2 separate regions of the Mus musculus genome follow, and region 2 is linked to region 1. The links are chromatin loops, found by intact Hi-C in ENCODE. Cell type or tissue: gastrocnemius. All regions are shown on one strand. Each heading gives the region's core, and the rest is flanking DNA. Links, peaks and the distances in the headings are about the cores only. Region 1 holds the start of Hoxc10 (homeobox C10). Region 2 has its middle 16 kb from the start of Smug1.

Evidence for each region. A loop is a pair of places that touch in the nucleus more often than their neighbours do. Peaks named below come from ENCODE experiments on the same cell type or tissue, not always from the same donor. Only the 100,000 strongest peaks of a DNase experiment are listed, where the experiment ranks them.
Region 2: it touches region 1 in a loop (8-fold over the local background); 4 of 42 quality-filtered maps call a loop at or near these places.

Annotation. Positions count from the first base shown.
Region 1 is chr15:102,960,793-102,972,691 of GRCm38, forward strand. Hoxc10 (homeobox C10) reads left to right here and starts at 6,004. Exons shown (of 2, transcript NM_010462.5): 1 at 6,004-6,816; 2 at 10,006-11,106. The coding sequence starts at 6,066. The coding sequence ends at 10,283. RefSeq lists an enhancer at 1-300. In gastrocnemius, for the core only: CTCF peaks have their summits at 5,785, 6,416 and 10,151; a DNase peak (open chromatin) is centred at 5,807; H3K4me3 peaks cover 7,713 bases; H3K27ac peaks cover 8,000 bases.
Region 2 is chr15:103,173,596-103,185,494 of GRCm38, forward strand. No RefSeq gene overlaps it. Among named protein-coding and RNA genes, the nearest start is that of Smug1, 16 kb to the left of the region's middle. In gastrocnemius, for the core only: a CTCF peak has its summit at 4,783 (motif pointing left); DNase peaks (open chromatin) are centred at 3,642, 4,266, 4,778 and 8,757; H3K4me3 peaks cover 1,285 bases; H3K27ac peaks cover 587 bases.

The DNA.
Region 1 (11,899 bases), core at 2,524-10,523:
CCTGGAAGTTTTTATAACTTTGTTTGGCATAAAATTTTTACAAGATTCTTCCCGCCCCCCTCCTTGAAGAAAAAAAAAGTTTAGTTTAGGTCTTGCCACGGGATAGAATTCTAGAGAAGGAGAGAAGGTTGAGCCCTGAGGCTTAATCATATCTGGAAAAAAAAAAAGTTAAAAAAAAAAAAGGGGGGCTTGAAAGTCAGGCCAATCCTTCTTGAGGTCTATTCAGGACCTGGTTTTGGAGACAGCCAGCTAACAGAAGCCACAGGCATTCAGGAAAGCCCTATCCACCATGCAAGTTGTACTCTTTCTAGATCCACAAAATTTGTAAAATGTCTGCAGTATGACAAGACTTCCCCCATCACATCATGTTCTGTTGCGGGAGGCTCTATTTCTCTGCATGTCTCTCTCTGTTTCTCTCCCTGTTTCTCTCTCTCTCTCTCTCTCTCTCTCTCTCTCTCTCTCTCTCTCTCTCTCTCTCTCTCTCTGTGTGTGTGTGTGTGTGTGTGTGTGTGTGTGTGTCTGTCTCTGTCTCTATCTGTCTGTCTGTCTATCTGTCTCTCTCTCCCTCCCTCCCTCCCTCCCCCCTTCCATCCATTTCTTGAAGTAGTGAAGTTCTATAATTCTGGCTCAAACTTTTAATTTTGGGGTGGAGACTTTTGCACACACACAGTCCTATCCCTGATCCCTGTGGGGTTTAAGGGGGAAAAAATCCAAATGCCAGGAAATTCTTGCCTAGAGGTTACAGTTGTTGCAGAATCAAAGGAGATGGCGGCAGGCAGGGCTACAGTCCTCCTGAGTCTTTTATAGAGAACAAAAGTACTTGTGTAGGGACATGGCCTTGAAATGCCAACTTACATATGACCCTTTGGACCTGCCCTCTACCCTCTCTGACAGAGCCTCACTCTCTCACTTTCCTATCGCCAGTGCTGAGAGCATAAATGAGCTAAACTTTAGTCTATGCAGTTTTCCAGTTCCGGCAGAACAAAGATAAGGGAAGTTCTCTCTAATTGTGGGTCTGGTGGACCAAGTTTCTTTAGTGTGATGAAATGAAGACATGGAGCCAGGCATTTCAAGGATCAAGGAGCCTTTGGCACTGACTGGGGGTGGGGTAGGGGGAGGTGTGCTTCTGAGTCGGCATTCCCATCCCTCTAATGGCGACTCTGAGGCCTGCCCACCTTTGCTGGCTGACTGTTCTACACTTCGCCTTGTGAGGAGCTGAGCCGAGCCTGAAGGCAGAAGGTCAACTCCAAGCCCGAGCAACTAGAATAAGAAGGATCCAACTTGTCATTTTCCTTCTCACATAACACAGCACAATAGAGAAAAATAAGAAAGCCTTGGGGGAGAGGAAGGAAAAGAAGAAGAAGAAGAAAACAAAGGATAAAGTTTATAATAAAAGAAAATGAAAATGAGGGAACAATAAATTAAAATCTTGAGGGGAAAATTACAAAGAAAAAAGAAGGAGAAAAATAGAAAAAGAAGAGAAAGCTGGAAAATGAAAAGGAAAGGAAAGGAAGAAAGAAAAGAAAAATAAAGACAACAACAACAAAACCAAAACAGACCTTCAAAAGGGAAATTTAGCTAGTGAAGGAGAATCCGGTTTTTTACCCTCAGGAGTAAAGAAGCCCAACCACAGTCGACACTGACTGGAAATCTGACCTATTGGAGTAACTCAGAAACAAACCATTAAAGTGGGGACCAGGGTCTTCCCCCAAGTCACCCTCCCCTTGGGCTCCTCCTCCCAATGCGTCTCTCTGGGGTGTGTGTGGTCTGGTTTCAATTCCATAAGTAAAGTTAAATAACTGGTCGGTTTCCGAAGAGCCGGGAAGCAGTCAGACTGACTAGGATAGCGAACTTTGGAATTCAAGGATCCAGGAAGCGCTTTGGGTAGAAGTTAATATTTGAGGCTGTATACTTGCAATTAAATGCAAGACGGACATGTGGATAGACCGGTATACTCCACAGCCTCTGGGTGCAAGTGTGTACGATGTCTAGATGTGAGAGCGAGTCCGCTGGCAGCCCTGCCTGCCAGAGTGGCAGCAGAATCCGAAGTAGAACAGAAGCCCCTTTATCCGTCCTCAGCCTCTCACCTCTTTACCTGCTTGAACCTTTCTTCCCTGGACCTCTGAGAATTCCACATTTTGCTTGGAGTTTCCCTGCTCTCAATTCAAGTGGGACAGGGCTTGGTGCTCTAGAAGAAAAGAGAATTGTTCCTTCAAGATTTGAGAAAAGAACGAGTAATCTCGGCATCCAGAACAAGGAGAAAAATCCCAAGAGTCAGTGATGTAATTTTGCTTTCCATTTTTTGCTTGAAGAGGTTTCAGCGTGCATATTTTAAAATTGCATTTAATTATTTTTATTCCACAAGGAGAGACACTCTTCCTCTCTCTCTCTTCATCTTCAGATGTTCCCAGGTCATCTTTAACCTCTCAGGGAAACTCCGACAATTTTCAGAGAAGAAAACAGGGTGCTTCTGGGCGATTTGAGGGCTTCAGCCGAAAAGATCCTAACCTTTATTCCTATCAATTCACTGGGATCCTCATGGCATCTGTCCCCGAAGAACTGTAGGGCCTTTCTGGAGTCAGCCAGGAACCCCTGAGCCCTCTTCTGCTCCCTTGCTCACAGACCCAAAAATATCAGAAGGCCTAGCTCAGCCGGACTGCCCTTCAGTGTCTGGACGCAGGGCGGGAAGAGTGAAAAAGCCCTGGGCTTTCTCTTAGGGAGGGGGTGGGATTTATTGAGAGATGGGCACAGCCTGAGCCCCACTTTGGCCTGCAGTCCCCGGAATTTTCACTTCCTCGAGTTGAGGTAAGAAGGAGGACTCTGGAGTGGGGCTTAAGTGCAAGGCTGTTTGCATTGGGGGAAGTTGAGGAGATTCCTAAGAAACAAAAACAAACAAACAAAAAATAAAACAAAACAAAAACCCCGGGGTGACTTTCACGACACAGACTTTCAACTGGGCCCCAATCCAGTTGACAAGGGTACCCTTTGGGTAAGGCCAGCGGGCGCCTGGCTGTGGCGGCAGACCCGGTGACTGAGGCGGCACGCATGCCTTTGAACGCCAGGCAGGGACAATAGGACGGAAGCTGCCTTTGCTCGTGGCCTCGGGAAAGGCGAGCCCAAGGGGGCAGGGCTAGAGACAGGACTTTCCTGGACCCACACAAGCGCTCTCTGTCCCGGCCCTCACTTTCACTTCTTCTTTCGTTTACCTCCATTAATACAGATCCCAAAGTCCTGGAAAAGCCAACAAGTTATTCGGTCGCGTCCGAGCAAGCTAGCGGGCTGTTGCTTAACAGCTCTGGGTTTTCGTTTATCTTGAGTAATTAGAGGCAAACATTTGTCCCAACGGGGGTCCCACTTAGGTTGATGAATTTGATTTCTTGTTTCATTAATGGGCCGTGTTTATCATACTTCTAATTATTTCAACTTTAAACACTATTCGTTCTTGTGAGGAAGTGGGAGTTGAAGCAGGAAGCATTTCTCCTGAGGGTATTATTTCCACTAATAATGTTAAGAATCCTGAAGCAACTCCATTGCCTCCCATAGCTGAGGTTGAAGGTGGGCTTGGAATAGGGGTCTGGTTTGTAGAGGAGACAGGCCCAGAATCTGAGTAACTTTGCTTCTCTCTTGATAGCTAGCCAGTTTCTGTCTTGTAGCATGTTGTTTGAGGACTTTTCTAGAATTTTCTGACTCTCAACACCTTCTTTCTGTCTGGGTTCAAATCCCACTGCCCCCTGTAAATCTCTTCCCGCAATGATTTCTACTTGGCCTTAACAGCACAGCCTAGATGGAGACAATGTTCTTTCCCCGGCTTCTAAGACTTCTATCGTTGAGATTAAAGCTGGAAAGTACCGAGGTAATACAGCACCTGGCTGTTATAGAAAGGACCCTCATGACCAGGATCCAAACCGAGGACATGGGCAGGATTTTGGGAAGACAGACTCCAGGGACAGGCACACCATGGAGGAAAATAAAAAGAGATGTGAAAGAGGGGGAGGGAGCCCCCCAAAGCCATATAATTCTCAATTGCTTTGGTCTTTAATTTCATTGTCCCATAAATGAGGAAATATCAGTTCCCATACTAAATTTTTATCCTCAGCTGATAAATATGACGGGAAATTTTCTTTGGGTCCTCGTAAAAGGGAACGGTTTCGATCAAACTCGTGGGGAAAGACTTATGCAGATAATACAAACAGAGTGGTCATAAAGTCTCGGCTGTTTCCCGCGGGATGGGCAGGGGGACAAATGGCTCCCTAGACTGACTGCTGCTGCGGACTGTCCCAAGTCTGGTCTGGGGCCTAAACAGCCTAACCTTGCCCTGAATAACACCCAGGCTGAAGCCAGGGCGACCTCTGCAAATGAAAACACAAAACTATTTCAAATCTCCCCTGCTGGCCACACACTCCACAGATTCCCCACCCCCGGAATTAAGGCACCCCTGGGTCTTCTTCTCCGCCCCTGGTTGGGGGAAATCAGGGCAATTCTTTCCTTAGTTATCTTCCATCCTAGCTGGCTAGGGCCTCCAGGAATCGGTTCAGCTTCTTCACTCATCCACTCCAGGGAGCTCGGCCCTGGAGTCCTTTCCCAGCCAGGCTCTGGTCTTTCGGGGGAAAATGGAAAGCCCACAGCCTCTGCCCAGGGAAAAATGCGGAGCTACCGGAAAGACAAGTTATTCTCCGGATTCCGTTTCCTGAGGAAGGGGTGGAGAGTTTAGTTCGCTTTGGAAGAAAAGTGATGGAGAACTATTTCAAACACACATCCCTCCTAACCTCCCGGCCTCCCGTACGATTCCCCTTTAGCAAGCACGCAAAAAAATAGACCGCTCCTCTTCTTTAAAAAAATACTCCCAGCCCAATCGCTTAAAAAGGACCCTTCTCGGATGGAGTTTAATTGTTTCTTCTGAGCCTTTCCCATGTGGATACACATGCCTCCAACCCAAGCAAGGCCTGGAGGTTCGAGCTTTCTCTCCGGAAATATTCCTTTTTTTAAAAAGTAGGGACAAGGTCAAACAGGAAAAGAGGGCCGCCGGGCCATGGAGCAAAGCAGCCTATGGAACCCTCTCTAAGGCTCTAAGGGCAAAGCCGAGAGAGAGGCTTATCCAGTAAGGCCCAGACCGCAACTCCAGGGTTGGAGAAAGATACCTTTAATCTCCAACTCCCTCCTGCACTGATCCTTAGGCCCACTAAGATCCTCCTTTGCCCAGAATCCCTTGAGTGGTTGTGACCCGGGCCCGGGCCCACTCCAGACACTGGAGACTCCCAGTTAGTACCGAAAAAGGAACTTGCAACTCAACTAACCTCCAAGACCTACGGTAGGGAGAGCTCAGACCCAAGGGCCAAGCCGGACCAGGAGGCAGGAGAACAGAAACTTCAGCTTGCTTTTGATTCTTGAACTTTCTCTTCTACCCTAAGCCCACTGGAGATTCTTCCCATCTCCCCCAAAACACTACCCGGCTACCAACCCAAGAGAAGAAACAGGAGAACAGGGGTGAAGAAAGTGTAAGGTGAAGAGAGGGAAAAGAGTACCTGAATCTTGTCTTGACCTTTTACTTTGAATTTGACTGTTTTGAGCCCCGGTTGCCTTACTCTGTCCCGCATTTCCCCCCTCTCCACCCCCCTCTCCTCAGGAGCTACAGGCTGATTCTCTAGTAAACAAGTCCCACTCTTCACAGAACAGTCCCATGTCCCTCCACCTACCCCACCACTACCCCACCGCCCTTGCAGCCCGGGGGGCGCTTCCTTTGTTCGCCAGGAAGGGCTCCGGTGCCCCTACCCCGAGGCAGCTGCTAGGTGGCGCTGTTACTCCACGCTGAGCGCTCCGCCTGCCGACAACTTGACCCCGCTGACGTCACGACCGTCTGAATCATCAAGGCCATTTTCAAATCCCATTGGTCTAGCCGTCACATGGTGAGGACCGAATGCGCGGATAATTATGGAGCTGATATTTCCCCCCTCCCCTTCTTTTTCCTCCCGCCCCTCCAACCGCTCCCCCCCCCTTCCCGGATGGGGGAAAAAAGATGTCAGCTCCTCCGCTGTAGTATTGCTCCTTAAAAACCCCTCTCTCTGAAAATGACATGCCCTCGCAATGTAACTCCGAACTCGTACGCGGAGCCCTTGGCTGCGCCGGGAGGAGGAGAGCGCTATAACCGTAACGCAGGAATGTATATGCAATCTGGGAGTGACTTCAACTGCGGGGTGATGAGGGGCTGCGGGCTCGCGCCCTCTCTCTCCAAGAGGGACGAGGGAGGCAGCCCAAACCTAGCCCTCAACACCTACCCGTCCTACCTCTCGCAGCTGGACTCCTGGGGCGACCCCAAAGCCGCCTACCGCCTGGAACAACCTGTTGGCAGGCCTCTGTCCTCCTGTTCCTACCCACCTAGTGTCAAGGAGGAGAATGTCTGCTGCATGTACAGTGCAGAGAAGCGGGCGAAAAGTGGCCCTGAGGCAGCTCTCTACTCCCACCCCCTGCCGGAGTCTTGCCTTGGGGAGCACGAGGTACCTGTACCCAGCTACTACCGAGCCAGCCCGAGCTACTCCGCGCTGGACAAAACGCCCCACTGTGCTGGGGCCAACGAGTTCGAAGCCCCCTTTGAGCAGCGGGCCAGTCTCAACCCGCGCACCGAACATCTGGAATCGCCTCAGCTTGGGGGCAAAGTGAGTTTTCCTGAGACCCCCAAGTCCGACAGCCAGACCCCCAGTCCCAATGAGATCAAGACAGAGCAAAGCCTGGCGGGCCCAAAAGCCAGCCCCTCGGAGAGCGAGAAGGAACGGGCCAAGACCGCAGACTCCAGTCCAGACACCTCGGATAACGAAGCTAAAGGTAAGGCCGTCTGGGCCGCGGGGCGGGCTGGAACGTTGGGGGTGCGAGTCTTCGTGGTCAGGATTTGGGGCAGGAAGATAAGGGAGAATTGAGCAGAGGCCTAAGGAACTCAAAGGTTCTGAATTGACCCGGGCTTGAGGCTCCTGTTTGCTGAGCTCCAGGCTGGTAGCGTGTCATTTAGCAGTGGAAGGTAAACCGAGACATGGAAGTGCCAGGCCAGCCCGGCCCTTGGTTGCATAGGCGGAGGAGGGGCGCACTACAGGAAGCCTACGGGCACCCTGTGCTGCACCGGATCGGTGGCCATTCCTAGGCGCGTGATGGCTTTGGTTTGCTTTTTCAGTGAGGATGTCCTGGGGGGCTAATGTCCCCAGCTCAGGTCAAAGCTCACAAAAAGCTTAAAATGGCGATCCTTAGGCCAGGGACCAGAGAAGGCTTAGAGATGAATAATGTCTCTTCAGTGCATATTCCTAGTTGGAAAAATGTTTACTAGAAACACAATTTGTTGTTTGTGGGTCGGATTTGTGCGTGCAGTTTGTGCCCCTGCAATTTCTGTCTCGGCAGGAGCCTTGGGCAGCGAGGCTGAGGCCGGAAGAGGTGGAGGTGAAGGGCTGCCCGCCACATCCCTCCCTCCGCCAGATGCTTGGCTTAAGGATGGCTTTGAATTAGGGCGTTGGAAAATTTTTTCCCTGCTTTTCTGCTCCTTTTCCTTCTCATTTCTTCTTCTTCTTCTTCTTCTTCTTCTTCTTCTTCTTCTTCTTCTTCTTCTTCTTCTTCTTCTTCTTCTTCTTCTTCTTCTTCTTCTTCTTCTTCTTCTCCTTCTTTCTTCTTCTCCCACCACCTCTGGCCTCTTTTTTTTCCTTTTCTATATTTTTTTCTGGTTATGTTTTTGCCCCCAGTGGTTTTCAAAAGCAGTTTATAAATGAGTGGTTTGAAATTTTCTGTGTGCGTGGCAAGCGGTTTACTCCTGAGAAGGAGTGAGGCATTGGTTGGATTTCTTTGTGATTTTTGGTTCAATGCTCAGCCAGAGTTCAAGCTCAGGGTTCAAGATTCATTTCTTCTGTAACTGAGGGTTTTCAGGACCCTTTGCTGTACTGGGGGCAGGGAACCGGAGTTTGAAACAGGAGCAGGATTGTGTTGCAAAAGGGAACGACTTTCCCTGAAAAGTTGGAACAAAATGCACCAAAAAAGGCCTAGTGGGTAGAAATAAACCCGCTCCCCAAGAAACTGGCTCCTGGTGATGCTGATGGAGGCCGGGTCATTGGTATAGAAGTAGGTGAACTATTGAGAGCGAATCAGACTGGGGTGGCCTGAAGCTTGTGTGTGGTGCTTTGTATAAGGTTTATATATGGATGCAACTGCACACTCATGCCTAATGGCAACCTGTGTCACACACACACACCACACACACATATTGTGTTCCTCTACACACACTCACACAAGCATATGCACTCTTTTGGCGCGCAGAGGGCAGAGCCTTGCCCTCTTGGGTCTACTCTGCAAAAATAGCCTTGGTAGCCAGTCCCTAGAGACTTTGACCAGAAGATGGCCGTGGCTGTGCTTGTGGAGATGAGTAAGGAGTAAGGCACCAATGTAACTAACACATATCCTAATGGCTCATATGTCATGCAAAGGTTTAATTTTATTCCCTCACCATAAACCCTAAGCTGGACTGGGGTGGAGGGTAGAAAAAACTTTGTCCTAGCCATACCAAAAAGCAAAGTCAAGGTTAACAAGCCTACCTTCTAAACACAAACTATACCCACTTTCATAGACTCCCCCTTCTTTCCTGGTTATCCCTTCAATAATTTAAGCCTTCCTACCCCAAACTAACACCTAGAGATTATGCTTTGTGTTCCCCTTTTCCTCCACCACCACCCCCCCCCCTTTTTTTTTTTTTTTTTGGTGTTTTCACCAGGCCAGAGGCAATGAGCTTTTTTGGCTAAGGTCCACTTGTAATTCCTTTCCTCCTCTTAAAACCCAACAACCCCAATAAAAAATAAACAGGGTAGAGTTAGATGTGGAGAGCTTGTGAACAGTTTTCAAGAAGCTGCAGGTGTAGAGATACGAGAATAATTAAAGACATTGATATTTTCTAAACTATAGCCTCAAGTTTGCTGTTTTCTCCCTGCCCCCACTGTTTCCTGGTTGCCTCTGTAGAGCTCTCCTCACCACCAATCCAGACAAAATCCAGGACTCAGAAGACCCACTTGGCATAAGAAAGAGAGAAAGCAGGGTGCACACAGGGCTGTCAGCAAAGTTATTTGCTAGGTACCCTCTCTCTAGTCTTTGGATTCTCTTTTTCCCTCTTTAAAGGGTGGCCATGTTCTATACTTTTACCTGAAGAGCAAGGCTGATCCATTTCAACAAGAATACATATTGGAAAGAGAAACTAACAATAAAACAATAGAAACACATATATTATGGTATCTTCTCATATATGTAGGTATTTATCCACATCCCTCCTGTGTATATAGATGTATAGGTGTGTGTGTATCTGAACTCTACCTACACATAGACTCTTGGGTTGTCTGCCTTCCTTAACCTTAAGTTCTCTGGTCAGAGGAAGTTGTCTGAGCAGCCCTTAGCATTCCTCAGAGCTGTAGCCCCAACCCCTGCTGCTCAGACAGGTTTCCTTGATTCAGTTATACCTGAAGTATGTGGCCAGGAAAGGAGACAGCAAAGGGGAGCTCTAACAAGACAGCAATCCTGTGGAAATTCAGGTGAGAATAAGAGTTGGGGTCTAGTGCAAGAATTCCAGAGACTGGGACAGAATCTCTCAACAGAGATGAAAGGAATTTTAAGCTCTCTGGAAAATGACTCTGAGCTGTAGGGCAGCCTCTGCATTGAAGATGCTTTTTTTTCTGGCTGGCTGCATTTTTCCAGAGCTGGAGCAGAACAGAGTTGAGAGAAAGCCTGGGGAGGCTTAAGGCTGTTAGAATAAGGTGGTGGTCTTGACTAATTTAAATTTAGCAAACATTTTGAACATAAAAGCCTCTTCTGTTTCTTCCCTGTAAGTATAGACCCCCTAAGAAATTTCAAAATCCCAAAAGAACCAACCCCCAAGCCTGTGAGGCTAGAGCATTCCCCTTCTGCTTTTTCAGCTACCCTCTGCCCAAGCAGGCTCCAAAAGCTGCACCAAGGTCTTGGGTCTTCCAGGGATACTTATGTAAATAATGTTATTTTTAACAGAGGAGATAAAGGCAGAAAACACCACAGGAAATTGGCTGACAGCAAAGAGCGGAAGGAAGAAGAGGTGCCCCTATACTAAACACCAGACGCTGGAATTGGAGAAAGAATTTCTGTTCAATATGTATTTGACGCGAGAGCGCCGCCTGGAGATTAGCAAGACCATTAACCTTACAGACAGACAAGTCAAAATCTGGTTTCAAAATCGCAGAATGAAACTCAAGAAAATGAACCGAGAGAATCGGATCCGGGAACTGACCTCCAATTTTAATTTCACCTGAGCCAGCGTCATCTCCTCCCCCTCCCCTTCTCCCCTTTCCCCGCCCCTCCTCCCTTTGTGCCTGGTGATATATTTTTTTCCCTCCCTGAGTATAAATGCAACTCGCCTGCAAAAAAAAAAAAAAAGGCAAAGACCTCAGACTCTTCTTCCAAGGGACCTATGGTTCGTGCTTCGAGGATGCTTCCACCTAAAGCATGAAATGGGGTGATGGGTTTTGGGGTGTTGTGTGTGCCCTCATAGATGGGGTGGTAGTGTGGCCGGTGTGTGTGTCAACTCTTCAGTCACCCATGCACTCACATACAGCATTCTGTTCTCCATGCAAAGTTGAGGTCAAATGCACCCGATTAGAGGGGAAAGAAAGGGGGATAATCAAACAGAGAGGGTCTGTAACCTTGTAGAGCACAGTTAGCATTGCTCCTTCCTTGCTGCATTTCCCCCCTTAGAATAATAGGTAGTCTTGAAAGTTCAGCTAGTATTTGTGTGTTTGTCATAGTACCCAGTGTCTAGACTAAACCCTCCCTCTCTCTGTCTTTCCCTCCCAATGGCTCTGAGAATATGCTTGAAGTATTTGTACTGCTTTCTGCTTTTCTCCCACCCTTCCCAACACACTATATCTCTCTCATCTCAGAAATTCCATCCAGAAGAACAAAAAAAAAATTAAAAATAGAGCATAGCAAAGTAAAAACAACCCCCCCTCCAAGTTGTCCTGCTCCTGTCTGGGAGTTGTGTTATTTAAAGATATTCTGTATGTTGTATCTTTTGCATGTAGCTTCCTTAATGGAGAAAAAAAATCCTAATAAATTTCCGGAATCTTAATCCTCAAATGGATGGGTTTTTTTTTTGTTTTGTTTTTAGTGGCGCTTTTTTTTTTAGCGGCACCCCCTCCCCCAAAACACTGAGTGTGTGGATATGTGTGTGTTTTGTGTTTGACTCATCTCCTACAGCCTTTCCAGAATGTCTCTTGGCGGGTTTAATGTAAGTGAGAGACCATAACGTTGATTTAAATATTATCCAGGTGACCACAATAAGTCAAGGTCATAAAACAGTAATGTCAGGACGGTCTTGGTGCGCGCGAGAGGTGGATTTTATGATCTGCAAATATAATGTGGTACTGCAGTAAAAGATGCATTTAAAGGTGACTGGAGGAGGGAAAGAGGCAGAGAGCAAACTGCAATCTTGAGGAGCAGACGGATCTGATTGCCTTCGGTACTGGGGCTGGATGCACCCCACCACTGCTGGGGGGGTACCTCAGGAACCCCCACCCATCTAAACAGAGGAATAAACTTAACTGCCGGAGGGGCACGAGGAGTTAAGCCCCCGCCCTCGACAGCAGCTTACAGAAGCGCCAGCGGCAGCAAGAGAAGGAGGAGGCAGCGACAAGGTAAGAGAATCGGTTTCTTGTTCTTCTCTTGGCGGTCGACTGAGGACTAGCAGCGTTCCCAGGTGCCCGGAGAGCAGCGCGTAGAGCACGGAGGAAGGTGTTTTGGGCGTCTGTGTTTTCTGAGAGACCCGGATTTTCCTTGTGGCCGCCAGCAGTGGAGGGCAGCGGCTATGAGCTCCCTCTCCTCCCCTCCCTGGTCCACTACCGCCGTGGGGTTCGGTGGTTAAAGGGGGTAA
Region 2 (11,899 bases), core at 1,575-9,574, 210 kb after region 1:
AAGAGCCACTCAGACATGTTCTGTCTCCCGCACTACCGAATGCACAGGCTAGCCCCACAATCAGGGCTCCCCACACATGTAGCTCTCCAGAGACTCCATTGGTCCTAAAGAGATGGCTGAGTAGATGAAGAACAGCACTTACAAGTCCTAGACCAGGATAAAGGGCAAGGGCAGGGAGCCTGTAACACTGGTGAGGCCCTGAGGAGACCTCAAGCTTTGCATCATTTCTAGCACTTGTGATAAAGGCCAAGGATCCTGACAGGGTGGGAAAATGTGGGCCAAGAAGGAACCTGGTGAGGGCTTTACCCCAGAGACCATTTCTCCCCTGGAGCCATACTCTTTAGGACTACTCTCCTGGACTATTTGGAAGTCAGTCCAGATATCTAACCTAGAGGGTTTCACTGTGAGGATTATTTTAGCCTTTTACCCCATTTTAAGCCAGAGAAACTATGTTGGAACTCTGAAGAGGAAAGAGAAGTAAGCACAAGAGAGTGAAAGAGACAGGGCAATATCAGACTGAGCTGGGACAGTCACAGGACACCCCTCTGCCGGATGAATTGGGATAGGGGCTGCTTTGGAAGAGAGACTTGAGAGAGACCACAGGGAGGATTTCCCAGAAAAGGGCTCATGATGACATTTTCGGGGGGACGGGGGACCATTAGCTAATTGAAAGCTGAGCATGACAGTGTGACAGAAAAGGAAGAGAAGAGATGATCACACGGCAGAGAAGAGAGAAGTCCGTAGATGGGACAGGATCTCCGGTGGAAATGGTTAGGGATGGCCCCTAAATGTCCTGAGGTGACCTAGCCTGAGAACACCCACACTGGTTCCCTATATGAACTGACTGACAAGTCTACCCATGCTGGGGATGAGGAGGGGGCTTTGCTACCTCAGCCTTAAGGGCAGTCAGAGGCCTCTGCATTCCTGAACTACCCCTCAGAACTCAGGAATTGGGATCTTAACGCCCTCCCACACACCCAATTATAAGTCATCCCAAGGATACTCACATGGCCTGTGCTGATGCAGGAAGGGAAACAAGGCCAGGCCCCCACCAAGCTGGACTCCACCTGCCAGGGAGGGAACATGAACTGTCCTGACTCCAGAGACCCTGGTCCTGCCCCCAGTTCTGTTTGTGGAAGCCCCTGTCCAGGTCCCCTTTCAGTCCACAGAACCAGAGGCTCCTCCAGTCTGAGCCCAGCCCAGCATCTGCCACAGGAAGAGCTCCCAGATACTGTGGAGTGGAATGTCCCCAGGATCTGGAACAGGCCTGGGTCCCAGTTCTCTCTCAGTTTGGGCTGGCCAGCTCCACTGAGGCAGGAGCAGGCAACAGTGCCTAGCTGCTGCATGCAGAGGTGGGCTAGGGAACTCATCCCCTTCCCAGCCTGGATGTGACCGATCCTCTCTAGGAGCTGCCTGCTCAGCCTGGCAGCCCTGAAGCTCTCTTGCAGGAAGCTGATGCTGGCATCATTCTGGTCAGTATGCTCAGGAGGCCTGAGCATTGCTGCAGGGCAGCCAGTGTCATTCAAAGGCACACTTACAAGCTGGTCCAGACAGGCTAAAAGCAAGTGGCCTAGAGCTCATCTGGAAAGCCGAGAGATGAGAGGAGATGCTCAGGCTAAGAGGACAGAGAACACGTGCACAGCAGAAAGTGTGGAAGAAGCAAAAGGAGAAACCAAGACGGAAGAAGATGGAAGGAGGACAACCTGCTTCCAATGACCTCTCTGTCTAGCCTCGCCTAGGAGCCTGCCTTTCTAGAACACCAGGGACCACCAAGAGCATCGAAAAGGCCAGGAATCCAGTGTGTGTGTGTCTGTGTGTGTGTGTGTGTGTGTGTGTGTGTGTGTGTGCGCGCGCGCGCGCGCGCGTGTGTGCGCGCAAGTCTGTCTGTCTGTCTGACTGACTGACTGACTGTGGGTTGCCTGCCTGTAACTCTGCACACTAACATGCAAGTCTGTCTGTCTGTCTGTCTGTCTGACTGACTGACTGACTGACTGTGGGTTGCCTGCCTGTAACTCTGCACACTATCTGCATACCTTATGGGGACCAGAAAAAGGCATCAGATCCCCTGTAACTGGAATTACTGATGATTGTGAGTAGCCACATGGTGCTGAGAATCGAACCTGGGTCCTCTAGGAATCCAGGTTTTGTTTCTGAATCTACATCACTGTGCTTGTGACTTTGGTAAAGGCAGACTTTGGAGCAAGTTGGAGCCAGACAGCCGGGCTGAGAGGCTTGGCCCTATCCCTGTTCCTGCCCCTATCCCTTCTGCTTATTGATTGAAGCTTCCATTCCCTCCGCTGCAACGTATTCACAGGAATTGGCTAGAGATTCAGGGCAATAGCGAATGAGAAGTGATTGACATTTGATGAGCATTCTAGAGTCTACCTGGGTAGGTTGTCAAGTGGCTGGCACCATTGTGTGGTTGGAACTTGGTACTCAGCTAGGGCAGCTAGGGTTGCTGGCTGGCTGTGTGATTTCAGGGCAGACCCTTGACCCTCCTGAGCCTCGATGTCTTGTGTGTGGAGGGCAAGTGGTCAAAATGCCCTCCCTGTGGGGCTCTTGAGGGATCGAATAATTAAATGGTGTGATATGTGTGGCAATCATCTTGGTACAAGTGTCAGCTATAATAATGAAAGGAATAATAGTGGCTCTTAGCTTGAAGACAGAGCTCAGCACAGTGCTTGAATAGTACACGTACGAATTCCTGGGTTCTACCCTAAATTCTATCACAGGCATAATGGTACACGTGAGGCATAATGGTACACGTGGGTCCACTTGGGATGTGGAAGCAAGAGACATGGAAGCAGAGGACCAGAAATTCAAGGTCATCTTCAGATACATGGTGGATTTTGTCCAATCTGGATGATGATGATGATGATGAAGAGAGAATGAGAGAGAGAGAGAGAGAGAGAGAGATTTGTCTTTCTTTCTTTTCCAAAACAGTGTGTCTCACTATGTAATCCTGGAACTCACTATGTAGACCAGGCTGGCCCTGAACTCACAAGAATCCACCTATCTCTGTCCCCTTGCTGCTGAGATTAAAGGTGTGAAACACGACACCTAGCAAGGTTTACATTTTTATTACCAGAGGTCCTGCCCTGCTCCCAACACTGGAGTCAAGGGAAGAAAGTGCTTAGCCTTCATGTAGTCGGTTCACCTGAACCATAAGAGAGAGGTCAAGGCAGAGGCAGGAGAGTTACCAGTGAGAGGACAGCAGGACCTTCAGCAGGCACCCTGGGGTAGATTCTCAGGCTGCTTCATACCGACAGATGCACCGACCTCACTAGTAACGGCAGCAGGGATGTATACACAAACTGCTGCAAGCCTGGATTAGCCGTTTGACCTCCCCCAGCTTCAGCTATCTCATCTCAAGATTAAGGCACTGGACCATCAGACAATCTGAGTCCCCTCTGACCATAATAAAATGATGACTTGGCGTTTGGGTGCATTCTAAGACACGTGACCTCTGTGCATTTCACCTGGAAACTACCTCACTCTCGTACACAGAGGTTCAGAGGTAAGGGCATTGACCTTGCGGTTCGCACGCCTTGGTCTCCCTTTGCTTTCCTCAGCTCTAACCACCCAATGCGGAGCCGAGCTGGCACACCACTTCTGGGTGCTACAGGCCGGGCATCTGCTTCCCCCTGCTGGTCAAGTGTGGCGTGGCAGCCTCTCCTGCAGGAGCTAGGTTTGAGAGCCCGGCCTGTTGGCAGGTAGGCTGTCCAGCTTCACCTGGTCCTTAGGCTCGTCCCATCCAATTGCTCCCCTCCCCCGCCCCGCCCTCCGGGATCCCAGGAAAGGCTGTGATAAGAATGAGACGGATTCTCCACTGGCCCTGATCCCTCTACAGAAAAGGAATTTCGAACGCAGTGGTATTTAGAAATGAATAAACAATTGAGCGAGGCCATGTCCTGCGTGCTTTAAGATCTGATAAATGTGGTTGCAGTAGTTCTCATTTCACAAGGAAGGGGACCAAAGCAAAGCCACACAGCCAGCAAGCTCAAACAGGGACCTTATGCCTGGGAACAAGCAAAGAGGCTGGGAGACAGACACGTGATGAACATCTACAGACAGTACTGGGCTGCAGGACCACGGGCTGGGGGAGGAAAGGGAGGCGGGTTCCCCTTTGACCCCAGGGCCCCAAAGATGCTATCAGCCAGACCCTGCGGAAAATCCTTCCCGGATCCCTGTGCATTCCAGCCTCAGTCCGCTAGTTTTACAGCTTCCCGCAGCCAGGACGCTGTTTATGGCTGCCCCATTCTCCAGCCGTTGTCTCCAGGCCCCAAAGGCATCTGGCCTGGACAGGAGGCTGGGGGTTGGGGGGGATTGCTCCCCGCCCAGCCCTCCTTTGAACCCTGCTGGGCGCCGGAAGGAAGGGGCTGGGCTTGGGGCCTGCAGGCTGCACACTGAGCTGGAGGGGCAAGACCCCCCAGGCAGGGCCACCTAGCACCACCTATGTGCCCCTGTTTGCTCCCGCTGTGTGACCTTGGGCTCGTGATTTAACCTTCCTCAGTTTTAGTTCGTTCTTTAGAGAATGGAAATCATAGCTCCTCACGGTTCTTTTGGGAATGTGACATGTCAGGTACAAACTTCCTGCTTCAAATTATAGTTGATATGATTAGCTTTATAGAGCCTGTAAATAAAGCAGAGAACAGGAGATTCCCTCCATGTCCAGCAGGCCTACAAACTCTGCCCCAAAGCTAGTTAGTTCCCTGAGGTGGACCTCCAGCGCCCCTCTGAATCCTTCGCCCGCCCTCGCGTGCGTGTTGCCCTCTGCTGGCAGTGTGAAGAACTTCACTCTCAGCCACGGAATGTCCGGGAACCAGGGCTAGAAGGGGGCTCCTCTCCATGTTCCCAAGGTCCTCTAGAATCTGCAAAGGAGTCATAGACATTCAGGCTAACGAGGTTTGAAAATCTTGGACACGTAGGGCGGAGCCCTTGTAGAAGTGTTGCAGAGTCACGAAGTAGTTTGTTAGCTCAGCAGAGGGAGCAATAGAAAAAACCGACATGGGCTTTTCCTGATATGCCCACAGCCTGACAAACAACCGGGAGAGGGACAACAGAGCTACAGGAAGGACTGTAACACCATTGGAGACCTGGGGACAGGGCTGCCAGAGATGTGAAGCAAGCCCTAAACCCACCCACACCCCACTCTCACATCCACAGTAGGTTAGGGATGGGAGGAAATATCAAATGTGCCTACTAGCAAGGGCAGGACTCCTTGCAACAATGACCACCCTGAGTCTCTTAGGTACCACTCAGTGTCTGCTGAAGACAGTAACTCCAAGCCAGGCATGAGTGCCAGAGCAGACAACCAGGCCACTCTGCAAGCCAGGGCAAGGACGCACAGGCAGGAAGCACTTCTTCACATGTGGGACACTGGGCTGTAGCCCCAGGCCCTGAACCTGACAGCCCCTCTTTATTCCTGCTTTCCATGTGCCAGCTCAGACAAGGCACTGGGTGATTCCAGCAGAGAGGGTGTCAAGTAAGCTCAAGGGACTTTGGGTTGTAGACCTTTCTTGAAAGCCAAGGTCCAAATATCCTTCTGCAGCATGGAGCTGTGCCCCTCAGCACCATCCCCACCCTTCCCGAGGTCTGCCCTGTCCTCTCCACTCCATTTCCCACCAACTGCCCGACCATCTCCTCCCACACCACCACTCCAGCTGCCAAGAATTCCAAACAAAGGGCCAGGATCCAGACCCTGTTTATGTCATGGCAAGCTCTGTCCAGCCAGAAGCTGCCCACCTCTGACCCCCAGCCCTACCCCCAGGGCTCTGCTAGAACATACATTGAGCAGGGATGGGTGGACAGGCCCTTCTTGTCTGAGGTTGAAGGAAAACTGTTTCTCCGTTCTTAGCTTGAGCCCCAAACAGGTGAGCCTGGGGTGGGAAGCTTCTTTTCCAGATGACTTAAGAGCAAGTGGGTTAAGAGTGTTCTGCTTCCGGGTGTGCTTCTTGTGTTCTAGCTGCTCCCTCTTTAACCCATCACCCACCACCATCTCCCCTCTGGCCCCCCCACCAGCCTGTCTGGACAGCCTCCCTTCCTCACAAATAAACACGGTGCAGGGAACAGAGCCTGAGACCCCCAAGTGCAGCTGCCCTGGGTAGGCTGTAAACCAAATAGGTCTACTGTAAATACAAAGCAGGAACCTCTATAAACAGAAAGGGAGAGTGGCTCCAGCTGAGGGACTCTCAGGACAACACAGCAGAGGAAGGGTGCTCTGAGGCACCTAGTCCAGGGAAAGGAAGGACCAAAAGTGCAGGACAGGAGTGAGATAGCACAGTGACAGTATCCAGGACTCCACCTCACCAGCTCTCCATCACAACACACACCCCCAACCCCATGGAGCAGGGACAGAGTGCCAGGAAGTACCAAGGAATTGATGATCAAGAGCTGGGTCCATTGCTAATGTCCGGACAGAGGTCCTGGGAGCAGAGGGGTCTAGCAGGAAGTCCCCAGGCATCTATTCTGGAGGGGCAGGTTCCCAACTCCAAGGCAAAAAGCCAGTCTGTCTCCAGTACATCCTCCACCCCACCCCTACCCCGACTTCAGTCCATCCCATGTGACCTATTCTCCTTTGTTTTCTACCTCCTCCATTTCCACGTTTCCAACACGCTGAATTTTTAAAATTATTTTATTATTACTTTATATGTATGAGTGTTTGCCTGTATGTATGTCTGGGTAGCACATGTGCACCTGGTGCTCTCAGAAGCCAGAAGAGGGCATTGGACTCCCTGACACTAGAGTTACAGAAATGGAGCTACAGACCCTTGTGAGTCTCTTTGTGCTGGGAATTGAACCTGAAGCCTATAGACAATAGCAAATGTTCCTAATCACTGAGCCATCTCTCCATCCCCTCAACACATTGAATTAAGGGCCAAACTTGGAGCTAATACAATCACTCATTTCATATTTCAATGACCAGTAGGGACTGCAGCTGTAGAGACATCTGGCATATGTTGCTGTCTCCCCAGCCCATCTCTATACCCAGTTTCACTTCCTTTCACCTGTGTATATGGTCCTACCCCCACATGACCTCAGACAACCAAGAGAGAGGGCAAAGGGATTCAGGCAGACCCTGTTCTAGTGTCCACATCAATGCCTAGGTGTGAGGGTGAAGGGGAGAGAGAGATGGGACACCATGAATCTCCCCAAATTTCCTAAGACTGGAGAAGGTATACAGGCTGGCAGACCTTACAACCATGACCTGATTCTCCATTGCCCCCACCCCCAACTAATTGCTATTCATAGGACACAGCTGGGTGATTAATGGCCTGATTAATAATTACTCAGGCTAATAAAATAATTAATTAATTTGGCAAGCCATTATTTATCTGGCTGTCCTCAACCTGAAACTCAGAAACTAGGAGTTAGGGAATCTCCCTCCAGGCTCTTTCAAAAATATAATCTTTAACAGAGTGGGTGGAGATGTCTCTCTCCATCCCAAGACCCTTCCCAAGTGGGAGAGGAAAGGACTGGGGTTTCTGAGGATACAGACAGAACTTAGAGATGAACCCATAGCAACCTCAAACCCATGGAGGGGCTGACTCGAGGCTGGGGACTTTTAAGAAAGGCTGGAATGTTGCATCTGAGCACCCAGGTTTAGGGAATTTTTTTTTGTTTGCATTCTCTCCAGCAACTTGATTGATGACACCATTCTCAACAAACGATCTTTATCTCTCCTCTTGTCTCCCAAATTTATGATTTTGCCCCCAAGCCCCAGCTTAGGTGAGTGAGGAGTAGGTTAGACCCAAGAAGTACCGGGGAGTCCTCAGTACTCTCCAGGGAGTAAGTGCCCTCCATCTGTATCTAGGCTCTGCAGCTCCCTCCCTTAGATTTGGGTTCCCAGTAAAACCAAAGAAACAGGGGGACAGCTGATCTCTTGAGAGTCCAGAGTCTACTCCAGGAGTGGTTTGTCCCATTGTCTTATAGGCAGGTAGAGGTCAGTCTAGGCCTAGGGGCACACGTGAGTCCTTGTGTGCTTCAGTGGGAGAGATTAGGTGGGCTCCCAGCAACACTAAGTGTGCTTAAGAACTCCATCTTGTTCTAGATGGAAGCATGGAAAACAGGATAATAATTAGATCACGCCTAGGATAAAAGCCTCCACAAGAGAGATGCTTCTAAAGTTCACGTAGCCTAGGGTGGTGGTGTGTGCCCATAATTCCAGCGCTAAGGAGTTGGAGGCAGGAGTATCAAATAAAGGCCAGACTCTGTTATAGGCAAGCTGGACTCTCTATGGGAAGGAAAAACTCAGTTTGGACATTTGAAGTGTACGTTAAGGATTGAGCAGGAACCTGCTAGTGAAGATTGCAAGCCATTGCCAAGGCTGTTGAGGAGCAGGACAAGTGTGGACATGGGCAAAGCCAAGGTGGCCGGAGGAGCGTCCTTTCCTGTGAGTACTTTGGAGATAGGGAGAGGCCCATACTGATTTGTGTGTTCAGAAGACAGTTCTGGCAAATGGGGAAGAGCACTGGTACTTTGGAGCTTGGCTAGGAGACCCTGGGAACAGGCTGGACTCCGGGCCTCCACAGTGGACATGAAAGATCCCTCTGAGGTCTGGGGATTCCCACTCTGCTGGTCTTGAGTCGCTGCAGAACTGCGTGGGATCGTTGTTCTTAAATCTTCCCACACCTCTGAAGGATGGAGAGGAGCCAGGCCTGCCTTAGGGTCGGATAGCGTCTATGGGGTCCACCGGCGGCCTGCAGTGGAGGCAGCGCCGCTGCCAGCAGAGGGAGCGCGCGAGACGTGCCGGAGCAGGGCCTCGCTCTCGCGGGCGCCCCCTGCCGGACACCTGAGCCTCTCCCCCCCACCTTACCTCCCCCCCACACACACACACCCGGTGTCAACCGCGGGGACGGGTCTTGGGGGACTTAAACTCCCTACTGTGTGCTTCCAAATTGCGACCACCCAGGGCGACTTGGGCACTGGAAAGAGCGAGGCGAGGCAGGTCCTGCAGACAGTCTCGCCCCGGAACCCACCGGGCCAGCCTGGAGCGGGGGTGGGGCGCGGGGCCACCCGGGCGTCCCAGTGGGCGGCCACGATGTGAGCACCTGGTCCGACCCGCCGCCGCTTCCGGGGGTGAAGGGCGACTCATTCCACCTGAGCTTCCTTCCATTGCCTCCCCCTCCCACCCACCCCGCCCCGCCCCGCCCCCCCCCCCCTCGCCGCAGCATTTTTCACACCTCCTCTCCCTACCAGTTTCTAGTTATGAGGGGGTTTCAGGTTACAGTCCTCATTTTCAGTCCTTCTCCCTGAGCATCCAGGTTTGACTACTTTGGGGAAGTCCTTCTTGGTGTCTAACCACCATCCCTCTTACTGCATCTACAGCCAAATCTGCCAAGTTACAGCCTCACTGGAGAAAGTGAGTGCCTTAATTTTCTTCCCACTCTTGCTTACAATTCCGTTCCCCTATACAAAAAACTGTCCCCGCCACTCTATCTTGCATTCCGTTCGCCTTTTGTCATCCAGGCCATCCAACGCTGCTTCTGATGGTCTCCCTCCACCCCCATTCTAATTTCCTATCTCTCCGCCTCGCTAGCTGTGCCATACCCAATCCCCAAGAGCTGGACTGGTGGAGAGCCTCAGTTTCCCTGGGAGGGCGCTTAGTATGTGGCTCCCTCCCCGCCCTCCTACTAAGCGTGATTTGGGGTGTGGGGATGGGGGATGGAGGTCGTAAGCTGCTTGCGGAGAGGTGCTCGGTGGGAAGCCTGAGCCGAGTCTTAAGAGTCCCGCATCCCGCCCGCACCAGCGTGGGGCGCACGAGTTCCCATTCTTAGCTCAAGGAAGACCCCGTGTGGCCGTTGTAGGTGGCGCAGAAGAGGGAGAGCGCCCAGGCGCCGGACCGGATTCCGGGGTTCTAGCCTAGGGTAGGGACTTATTCCTCAGCAGTGCCTTGGAATCCTTCAGCCTGTTCACACACACTCAAAAACACAGCAACCTGGACTTGTAGAATGGTTTCGCCAAACCACAAGGAAAAGTAACGTACTAACAGCAGCAAGTGTGATTGTGGTTAGACTTCTGGAAGGACTTCAGATAGGGAAGCAGGGAGACGGATATTAATGAAGGAATGGAGGAGGGCAAATGGTTTGGTCCTGGGAAGAGAGGATTCTGAGGCTGGGGTGAGTGTGGTATCGTCACAGCGAGCCTCACATGCCTGTTCATTAAGGAACTACGCTCAGCTGACAGGTGGGTAGGGAAATTTCTCCATGCCAGGGGGCCTGCTCTTTGCCTGTGCCTTATGCAGGATGAGTGTGTGGGAGCCCAGGAAATGGTCACCCAGCAAGCGGGACTGGGACCATGCACAGCCCACCCTAAGTCTTTTGAAGCAGGAATTGTGACAGCGCCGCGCTCGCTCCCCAACCAAGGCGCCATGTCATTTGCACACATTTGCATATCCAGCTGTGCTCGGCTGCCTTTGGCTGCATGCCTTCATTTGGCAGTGGGTGGGCTGCACGCAGGGCGAGTGAGACCCATGGAGCGGGCCACCTCTGTGCTTGACCGCTGTCGCCGGCTCGCGCCACCTTCTGGGCATCTCTTTGCATCCTCCAGCCGCAGACCGAGGTCCACAACCGGGATTAGACACCACCACCTCCTAGTCTTCCAGGACCACTTAGACTCCTTCCTAGTCCAACCTTCCTGAAGGACTGGTGAAGTCTGGTATCCTGCTGAAATGCAGTGTATGTGATTGGGGTGCCCCAAAACTCTGGAAACTCCCCGAATTTCAGGCAAAGATTATGATGTATGCTCTGGTTAAGAACATCCTTCGACTTCTGCCAGCAGCTCCATGTAGCTTGATCTCTTACATCTGGGCCAGGCTTGTGCCCACTGGCCTTCTGTCAGAGGACTGCAGCCTCTGGACTGCCCTCACTCCGCTCATGAGCTGTTGCCTTCCTACCCTGACTGCCTTCCTGCCCTCTTGTCTCCCAGACAGAGTTGGTGGTATAGGCCTGTAATCCCAAATGTTCAGGAGTTGAAACAAAAGGATCACAAATTCAAGATAACCCCGGGCAATGTAGGAAGACCCTAAAAAAATTAATTAAAAAAAAAAATTGGCCGGGCAGCGGTGACACATGCCTTTAATCCCAGCACTTGGGAGGCAGAGGCAGGTGGATTTCTGAGTTTAAGGACATCCTGGTCTACAGAGTGAGTTCCAGGACAGCCAGGGCTACACAGAGAAACCCTGTCTTGAAAACACACACATACACAAAAACCAAACAAACAAACAAAAAAAACAAAGTAAAAAATGTATGTGTGTGTGTGTGTGTCACACATACACACGTATATCAGATGTTAGCTGACACCTGTAATCCTAGCACTCTGGATGCTGAGGCAGGAAGATTATCTTGAGTTTCAGGTCAGTCTGGGCTACATAGTAAATTCCAGGTCAGCCAGAGCTTCATATCAGGATCCGGTCACAGTAATAAGTATCATTATTAATAATAAAGCTGATCTTTAAAGGCTGGGGATGTAGTTCAATGGTAAAGCACCTGCCTACAGTATGAAAGGCCCTGGGTTCTCTCACAGAACACACACACCCGGAGATAAAAGAAAAAAGAGCTTCCACTGTCCTCTCAGGCCCCCTGGCACCAATATCTGCAGAGGCATTTGGTCTCTTGCACTCCCTAGATTGTGAGGTCTCTCAAGACAGGGATCATGTCTGTTCTTGGTGGTGTCCTACTTTGAGCTAGAGTCTGGTGCTCCAGGGTCAGAAAAACTAGACGGCGATTTAACAAGTGAAGCCTGCCGGGCGGTGGTGGCACACGCCTTAAATCCCAGCACTTGGGAGGCAGAGACAGGCAGATTTCTGAGTTCGAGGCCAGCCTGGTCTACAAAGTGAGTTCCAGGACAGCCAAGACTATACAGAGAAACCCTGTCTCGAAAAAACAAACAAACAAACAAA